Linked DNA regions of Homo sapiens: region 1 is linked to region 2. Evidence: read pairs that join two places in POLR2A ChIA-PET (ENCODE). Cell type or tissue: Caco-2. All regions are shown on one strand. Each heading gives the region's core, and the rest is flanking DNA. Links, peaks and the distances in the headings are about the cores only. Region 1 has its middle 190 kb from the start of ADRA1D. Region 2 has its middle 100 kb from the start of ADRA1D.

Region 1 (4,397 bases), core at 103-4,102, 94 kb after region 2:
CAAAGTGCTGGGATTACAGGTAGGAGCCACCATGCCCAGCCAAGAGTTGCTCTTTTATGGATTCCAAGCTGTACAGGATGAGAGACATGATAGGAATGTCCTCAAATGCCTTGACTGCGGCACAAGCCAGTTTAGTTTTAGAGTCCCTGAAAACCCTAGGGGTGGATTATTTAGCCTCAGAAGAGGCAAGGCTTCCCCACATGCTCAGAATGGTGATGGGAGCTCCCAGGCTACAGAAAGATGATGGAGGTACTAACTTCTCTCATCTGTCATGGGTTTGAAATGCTCTCCCTCATGTAGAATCTCACACAATGCTCATACAGCCTGTTGATTTATGCCATTCAGGGATAATGACCATCAGGCTGTGAGACCTCAACAGCAGTTAATGCCCAAAGTAAGGAAAAGGAGATTTGGGGCCAGGAGACAAAGCTGGGTGTACCCACAATTTTGCTGAGGCTTCACCATAAGCACATTCATCCAAGACATCTCAGCATAGCATACGGGATAAACACAGGGACTGGGTCTGACCTGCATTTAAAACCTGGATCTACCACTTTCCATGAGCAAATTCTTGGCTCTTTGAGGTTCATTTTTCTCATGGGTATAAAATGGGGCTTTCAGGGATAAAGCAATGCATCATTTATAGTTCCTAGCTAATGGTAGGTGTAAAATTAAAGATTTATCTTCTGATTTCTCAAAGAACTAAAAATAGAACTACCATTCAACTTGGCAATTCCATTGCTGGGTAAATACCAAAAGGAAAATAAATCGCTCTACCAAAAAGACACTTGCAGTTGTATGTTCACCGCAGCACTATTCATAATAGCAAACATGTGAAGTCAACCTAAGTGCCCGTCAGTGGTGAATTAGATAAAGAAAATGTGGCACATATACACAATGGAATATTATGCAACCACAGAAAAAAATAAAATCATGTCCTTTGCAGCAACATGGATGCAGCTGGAGGTCATTATCCTAAGTAAATTAATTCAGAAACAGAAAAATGAAATATCATATGTTCTCACTTATAAGTGGGAGCTAAATCTTGGGTACATACGGACATAAAGATGGGAACCATAGACACTGGGGACTCCAAAAGAAGAGGGGGAGGGAGAGAGCAAGGGCTGGAAAACTTCCTATTGGGTACTATGTTTGCTATCTGGCTGATGGGATCAATAGAAGCCTAAATCTCAGCATCACACAATATACCCTTGTAACAAACCTGCACATGTACCTCCTGAATGTAAAATAGAAATGGAAATTGGGCAGGTGTGATGGCTCATGCCTGTAATCCCAGCATTTTGGGAGGCCAAGGTGGGTGGATCACCTGAGGCGGGGAGTTCGAGACCAGCCTGGCCAACATGGTGAAACCCCATCTCTACTAAAAATACAAAAATTAGCCAGGTGTGGTGGCAGGTGCCTGTAGTCCCAGCTATTTGGGAGGCTGAGGTGGAAGAATTGCTTGAACCTGGAGGCAGAGGTTGCAGTAAGCCAAGATTGCGCCACTGTACTCCATCCTGGGCGACAGAGTGAGACTCTGTCTCAAAAAAGAAAAAAAAGGAAATTAAAAAAAATTCTCTCCCCTTGCTATCCAGATACTACTTATTTATGAGGCCCTGAGAAGCTGCCTAAATGTTACCCTGGATTATTCACCAAAGGTCTCTGCCTACCTATAAGGTGGCTTGGGAGGAAGTATCTGCAGCTAATGCCTTCTAAACAAACATTTTCTGCCTTTTGTGTTTCCCGCTCATTGGCCTCGCCCAGGGCATGGGGAGATCTATGTGGGGTTTAATGAATGATTGCACTTTACAGGATTTAGCTCACACTATAAATAGGACCTACATTTCAGTGGTGGGATTTATAAACTGCGGGTGGTAGGCTGCAGGAGGATTGGCATGACTGTAGGATTTGTCTAAAACACCAAGTGAGTGAGTGAGTAAAAATAGCCACCAAGGAACCTGTCTGGCCCAGGACACATTAATCAGTTTGCTGGAGCCTTGTCCGGCATTGCCCCAGGGGCTGGGCAGGAGCTGACTTGAGTGGAGCCTTTTAGGATCAGGAAGTGACCTGGTGCCAGGCGGGGAAATGACATTCCTCAGCAATCAGCTGTCCTGGTCCTGGGTGGGCAAGGAAGTAAGGCGTTTTTCTCCATGGAGGCTATTGGCCCAATACCATCTCTAAAGCCAAAAGCTAAACATGATCAAATATGGCTGGATGTGGAGTGAAGTTCTAAATTTTAAAAAATCTTATGAGAAGAAAATAAAGCTCAGTAATTTCATCCCACAGGTTAGAACCAGGCTCCTGGAGGTGCGCCAAACCCCAGGTCTTATTCTTTCCCCAGTGTGGAGGGACTTTGGGGAGTTGTCATCCCCCCAGGGAGGTCCCAGTTTGGACATGGGAACAGGAGGTGTCTTAGTCCTTTCCTGCTGCTATAACAAAATACCTTAGATAGGATAATTTATAAACAATAGAAATTTATTTTTCATAGTTCTGGAGGCTGGGAAGTCCAAGATCAAGGTGCTGGCAGGCTTGGTGTCTGGTAAGGGAGGGTTGCTCTCTTTGCTCCCAAGATAGTGCCTTGTTACCGCGTCCTCACGTAGCAGAAGGTGGAAGCTGGAGGCAACTCTCTCAAGCCTCTTTTGTAAGGGCATTAATCCCGTTCCATGAGGGTGGAGCCCTTATAATCAGTCACTTCCCAGAAGCCTCCTCCTAATACCATCACCTTGGTGATTAGGTTTTAACCTATGAATTTTGGAGGGACACATACATTCAAATCATTGCAGGTGGTTTGGAGAAAGGTGATACGGAGCCCATCCCTGCCCACACGAGGTGCTCACAGCTATTCCAACCACACTTGGGGCTGTTCATTGAGCCAGGACTGGAAGGAGATGATGGTTTGGACCCTGTGAGCCCAACTTCTGCTGTCCACAGCAGGCAGGAAAAGAGAGACTATTACCAAATCATGGAAGATAGGATATTGGACAAGCAGCCCCAGAGAGATGGGCTGAAACAGGCCACTCAGCAATTCCTTGCTAAGACTTACAGATAGCCACGTACTGGTGGCTGTTCCAGATATCTTCTCTCTTATTCAGCCCATTCAGGGCTATACCACCTTGAAAAAGTCATTCCTCTGGAGCCAGGCAGAGTGGGGCCAAAAGGAGTGGTAACTCTACCAGGAAAACTTTGCATGCATAAGTTGACCAGTAGTCTCCTTGTAAAGGAAATGGAATCCAAGATGGCATGGTTTTGAATGGTGTGGTATGATGAGGGATATTAGTAGATGCAGAAATATCTGGAATACAATGCCTGACTCATCGTTGGCACTCCATGAATGTTGGTTGAATATGCATTGCAATTTGTGTAATGAAGGGCTTTCTATCTTTCTTTTTTTCTCGTTTTCTATTCTTGGTCTGTTCACATGAAATATTTAACTTGGATCTCTAGTCTAAAATTAAAAGCTCAGGTTAGAACAAGTTTGCAGAAATGAATCACATGCACTCAAGCAGTTCTTGCTTAGAATGGTTGACCACAGAAAGAAATCACCACTCATGAACATGATTCAAGGTCACAATAAATTGTTTTTCTTTGTTTCTGTCCCATTGATGATGGCCCTTGTTTCTAGGGAAAGGACTACCCTGGGGTTTCCCACCAACTGTGGCTTTTTATTCCTCCCTAGTCACTCATATTTATGAATCCCAAATTCCAGGCATCACCAAATAATTGTCTTTGTCACTTTATACTGCATGCTGTGGTTTGACTATTTGTCTCTTCCAAAAGTCATGTTGAAATCTAATTGCCATTATAACAGTATTAAGAGGTATTAAGAGACCTTTGAGCGGTGATTAGTCTGCCTTCATGGGTGGAATTAATGCCATTATAAAAGGGGGAGTTTGGTCCCCTTTTGTCGCTTTGCCCTTCTGCCTTCCACCATCTGATGATGCAGCAAGAAGGCCCTTGCAAGATGCCTGTGCCTTGATTGTAACCTCCCCGCCACCAGAACTCTGAAATAATAGATTTCTGTTCCTTACAAATTACCTGGTCTTCAGTGTTCTGTAACAGCAGCACAAAATGGACTGAGATGTTGCACATGGCTTTATAACCTGATGATTTTTCCTGAAATCAAGTGTTTCCAAGAAGTCTTGAACAGGGAGAAATGGTTGTGGGGAGGAGAGAATGAGGCAGTGGCTGGGAGACCCATGTCACACTCAATAGATCATCTCTATTTTCCTTGGTTGTAGGAGTGGGGTCACTGTGAGGGTCTGTTGCAAACCACATTGGACAGCTGGGATGGGTTATTTTTAATGGTGAGAGAGGAAGAACTTCCAAAGATAGAGTTCACGCCCACACTCTGCTGTGCCAGTTTAGACTTGGGGGTGGCTGGCAAAATGGGCCGGCAG
Region 2 (4,397 bases), core at 327-4,326:
ACTAGAGAGGTGTTGAAGTCTTCAACTATAAAAGTAAATTTATCTATTTCTCCTTGCAGCTCTATCAGTTTTTGCCTCACGTATTTTGATGCTCTTTTTTTTTTTTTGACAGAGTCTCACTCTGTCGCCCAGGCTGGAGTACAGTGGCATGATCTCGGCTCACTGCAAGCTCCGCCTCCCAGGTTCACACCATTCTCCTGCCTCAGCCTCCCTGGTAGCTGGGACTACAGGCACCTGCCACCACGTCCGGCTAGTTTTTTGTATTTTTAGTAGAGATCGGGTTTCACCACGTTAGCCAGGATGGTCTCGATCTTCTGAACTTGTGACCTGCCTGCCTCAGCCTCCCAAAGTGCTGGGATTACGGGTGTGAGCCACCGCGCCTGGCCTTTGATGCCCTTTTGTTAGGTGCAGTGACGTTAAGGATTGTTATAATTTCTTAGAGAGTTGACTCCTTTATCATTTTGTAATGTCTCTTCTTCATCTCTGATAACTTTCCTTGCTCTGGAGTCTGCTCTGTCTGAAATTAATTTAGCTACTCCCACCTTCTTTTGATTGATGTTAGCATGGTGTATGTTTTTCCATCCCTTTAGTTTTAATCTATATGTGTCTTTATACTTAAAAAGAGTTTCTTGTACATAACTTATAGTTGAGTCTTGTTTTTCTCACTCTGATAATCTCTGTCTTTTAATTGATATATTCAGACCATTAATGTTTGATGTGATTATTGATATAGTTGGGTTAATATCTACCATATTTGTTACTGTTTTCCGTTTATTGCCATTATTCTTTGTTCCTATATTTGTCTTCCACTCTTTTCCTTCTTTTTGTGGTTTTAATTGAACATTTTATAATTCTGTTTTCTTTCTTTTTAAAACAATGTCAGACAATTGACTTTGTGGACTTGGGGGAAAGAGTGGGAGGGGGGTGAGGGATAAAAGTCTACAAATAGGGTGCAGTGTATAGTGCTTGGGTGACGGGTGCACCAAAATCTCACAAATCACCACTAAAGGACTTACTCATGTAACCAAACACGAATAACCTATGGAAAAAAAAAGAATATGTTATACTTCTTTTTTTAAACTTATTTCTTCTTTTACATTTTTAAGTTGTTATCCTAGAGTTTTCCATATACATTTACAACTAATCCAATTCTCTTTCAAATGTCATGATACCACTTTATGAGAATTACAAATACTTTATAACAAAATTATCCCAATTCCTTCCTCCCATTCCTTGTGACATTGCTGTCATTTGTTTCACTTATACATAATCAAATCCATTATTACTGTTATTATTTAGAGCAAACTGTTATCTGTTCGATCAATTAAGACTAAGAAAAATAAAAGTTTTGTTTTGCTTTTACTTATTTCCTCTCTAATATTCTTCCTTTCTTTATGTAGATCCAAATTTCCGAATTATATTATTGTCCTTCTCTTTAAAGAACTTCTTTAAACATTTCTTGTAAGGCAGGTCTACTGACAATAGAGTCCCTCCATTTTTAAATTGCTTTTCAGGTTTTGTATCTCCATCATAAAATCATGAAATTTTTTTTTTTTTTTGAGACAAAGTCTTGCTGTGTCACCCAGGCTGGAATGCAGTGGCACAATCTCAGCTCACTGCAACCTCTGCCTCCTGGGTTCAAGCGATTCTCATGCCTCAGTCACTCGAGTAGCTGGGATTACAGGCATGCGTCACCATGCCTGGCTAATTTTTGTACTTTCAGTAAAGAGGGGGTTTTGCCATATGGCCCAGGCTGGTCTTGAACTCCTGGCCTCAAATGATCTGCCTGCCTTGGCCTCCCAAAGTGCTGGGATTATAGGCATGAGCCACCATACCTGGCCTGGATAAAGTCTTTATTTTTCTTTCACTTTTGAAAGATAATTTCATCAGGTACAGAATTCTAGGTTCTTTCTCTCAACGCCACCTAATAAAGGTGCCTCCTGCCCCCCACCCCACTTTGGCTTCTTTTAGAATTTATTCTTTGTCTTTGATTGTCTGTAGTTTGAATATGATATGCCTAGGTGTTTTTTTTTTTTTTTTTTTTTTTTGGCATTTATCCTGCTTGGTATTCTTTGAGTTTTCTGGATCTGTGGTTTGTTATCTGACTTTAATTTTGGGGAAAGTTATCAATTATTCTTGTTTTAAATATTTCTTCTGTTCCTTTCTTACTCCTCCTTCCTATATTCCCACTATGTGTATTTACACCTTTTGTAGTTGTCACATCGTTCCATTCTATTTTTTTTTTTTTTTGTATTTTTTCTCCATGCTTTTCAGTTTGGGAGATTTTTATTGTGCTATTCTCAGGCTCAGAGCATCTTTCCTCATCTGTATCCTGTCTACTAATAAGCCCATCAAAGGCGCTCTATATCTGTCACAGTGTTTTTGATATCTAGCATTTCTTTATTGCTTTTTCTTAGAATTTTCATCAGTCTGTTCACATTGCCCATCTGTTCTTGTATGCTGTCTACTTCACTAATTAGAGCCCTTAGAATATTAACTGTATTTGTTTTAGATTCCCAGTCTGATCATTTCAACATCCTTGCCATACTCGAGTGTGGTTCTGTCTCTTCAAACTGTGTTGTCTTTTAATATGCCTTGTAATTTTCTCTTGATAGCTAGATGTGGTGTGGTATATATAGGGAACTTCTGTATATAGGCCTTTGTTAATATGGTAAGTTGTGGAGAAGGGAAGCATTCTATAGTCCTATAATAGGTCTCAATCTTTATTGCCTGGGCCTCTGGACTTGACAAATACCTCTCAATTCCTCTCTCTCCCTCTTAAATGGCACAGAATTGCTAGAGTAGGCTTGAGCTGGGCATTTTTCATCTTCCATATCAAAGGTTAGAGTTGCTGGAGTTGAGTATTTCTCTTCCCATAAGTCAGTTAGGGTCTAATCAAACCCCAAAAGATTAGACTCTGGTTAATAGTTTCTCCTGAGAACACATCTAAGAAGAGAATATTCTGGCATGTTTAAAAATGGTTCATTTTCCCCTCACCTTTCTGAAAGTGGGAGAGAAATTTTCTCTAATATTCACTTTGAGAATCAGGTCAAGCTATTGGTCGCAAAAGTGTGCCCCCCCCCGCCACCCCACTGCTTGGTGCCCCCTGGGATTTTAAACTCTCAGACTTGTCCACATTAAGCAACCAGTTCAGGCATTTTTATCTTGGCACTGGTTCCTTTGGTGGTTTTTGCTTATGGTTTTCTGCTCTGGTAAGTTGTGATTCTTTGTTTTTCCCTGTCTGTCTTTTCAATTTTGGGGGAAGCAATTTGCCCTGTGACCTCACTTCTGTTAAAGAAGTCTAAGAAAAGTTGTTGATTTTTTTAGTTTGTTTAGTTTTTAACTTATTGTTAGGGGAGAGTGGTTACTTCCAAGTTTCTTACAGGCCAGACCAGAAATTGGAAGCCCATACCATTGATTTTGGTATATTGGTCTTACATTTTTTCACTTTGCTGAACTCATTTATTAGTTCTAATTCATGGGGTGTGTGTGTGTGTGTGTGTGTGTGTGTGTGTCTGTGTGTGTGTGTGTCTGTGTGTTACTTAGCATTTTCAATATACAAGACCATCTGTATAGTTTTACTTTTCCCTGTTCAATCTGGATGTCTTTATTTCTTTTTCTTGCCAAATTGTCCTGGCTAGAATTTATACAACAATGTTGAACAGAAGTTATGAAAGTAGCTGTTCGTATTCTGTTCCTGATCTTCCCTTAGGGAGAAAGCATTCAGTCTTTCATCTTTAAATATGATGTTAGCTGTGAGTTTCTTGTAGATGTGACTTAGTAGGTTGAGGAAGTTTCCTTTCTATTTCTAGTTTGTTGAGTGTTTTCTTTTTATTATGAAAAGTGTTGGGCTTTCTCAATGCTTTGTCTCTGTCTATAAGGATAATCATGTGGTTTTGTTCTTCATCCTATTAATACAATGTTGCATTAATTGATTTTTAGATGTCAAGCCAACCTTGTCTTCCTGAGATACATTTCACTCTGCTATGGCTTATAATTCTTTTTATATGTTGCTGGATGTGATTTGTTTGCATTTTGTTGAGGATTTTTGCATCAATATTCATAATGGATATTGGTCTATAGTTTTCTTGTGATGATTTTGGTATCAGAGTAAAACTGGCCTTGTAGGATGAATTTGAAAATATTTCCTCTGCTTTAGTTTTTATTTTTAAAATGTACTTTATTTTATTATTTTATAGAGATGGGTCTTTCTCTGTCACCCAGGCTGGAGTACAGTGGTGTGATCATAGATCACTGTAACCTCAAACTCTGGGGCTCAAGAGATCCTCCTGCTCAGCCACCCAAATAGCTAGGATCACAGGCATGCAATGCTATGCCTGGCTAATTACAAAAAAATTATTTTTGTAGAGGCAGGGTCTTGCTATGTTGCCCAGGCT

The links. ChIA-PET counts read pairs that join two places held together with the same protein. Peaks named below come from ENCODE experiments on the same cell type or tissue, not always from the same donor. Only the 100,000 strongest peaks of a DNase experiment are listed, where the experiment ranks them.
Region 1: POLR2A ChIA-PET joins it to region 2 with 7 read pairs; 2 of 35 experiments call an interaction of 5 or more read pairs at or near these places.

The regions. Positions count from the first base shown.
Region 1 is chr20:4,441,251-4,445,647 of GRCh38, forward strand. No RefSeq gene overlaps it. Among named protein-coding and RNA genes, the nearest start is that of ADRA1D, 190 kb to the left of the region's middle. In Caco-2, for the core only: no CTCF peak of the experiment used is centred there; a DNase peak (open chromatin) is centred at 2,021.
Region 2 is chr20:4,346,632-4,351,028 of GRCh38, forward strand. No RefSeq gene overlaps it. Among named protein-coding and RNA genes, the nearest start is that of ADRA1D, 100 kb to the left of the region's middle. In Caco-2, for the core only: no CTCF peak of the experiment used is centred there; no DNase peak of the experiment used is centred there.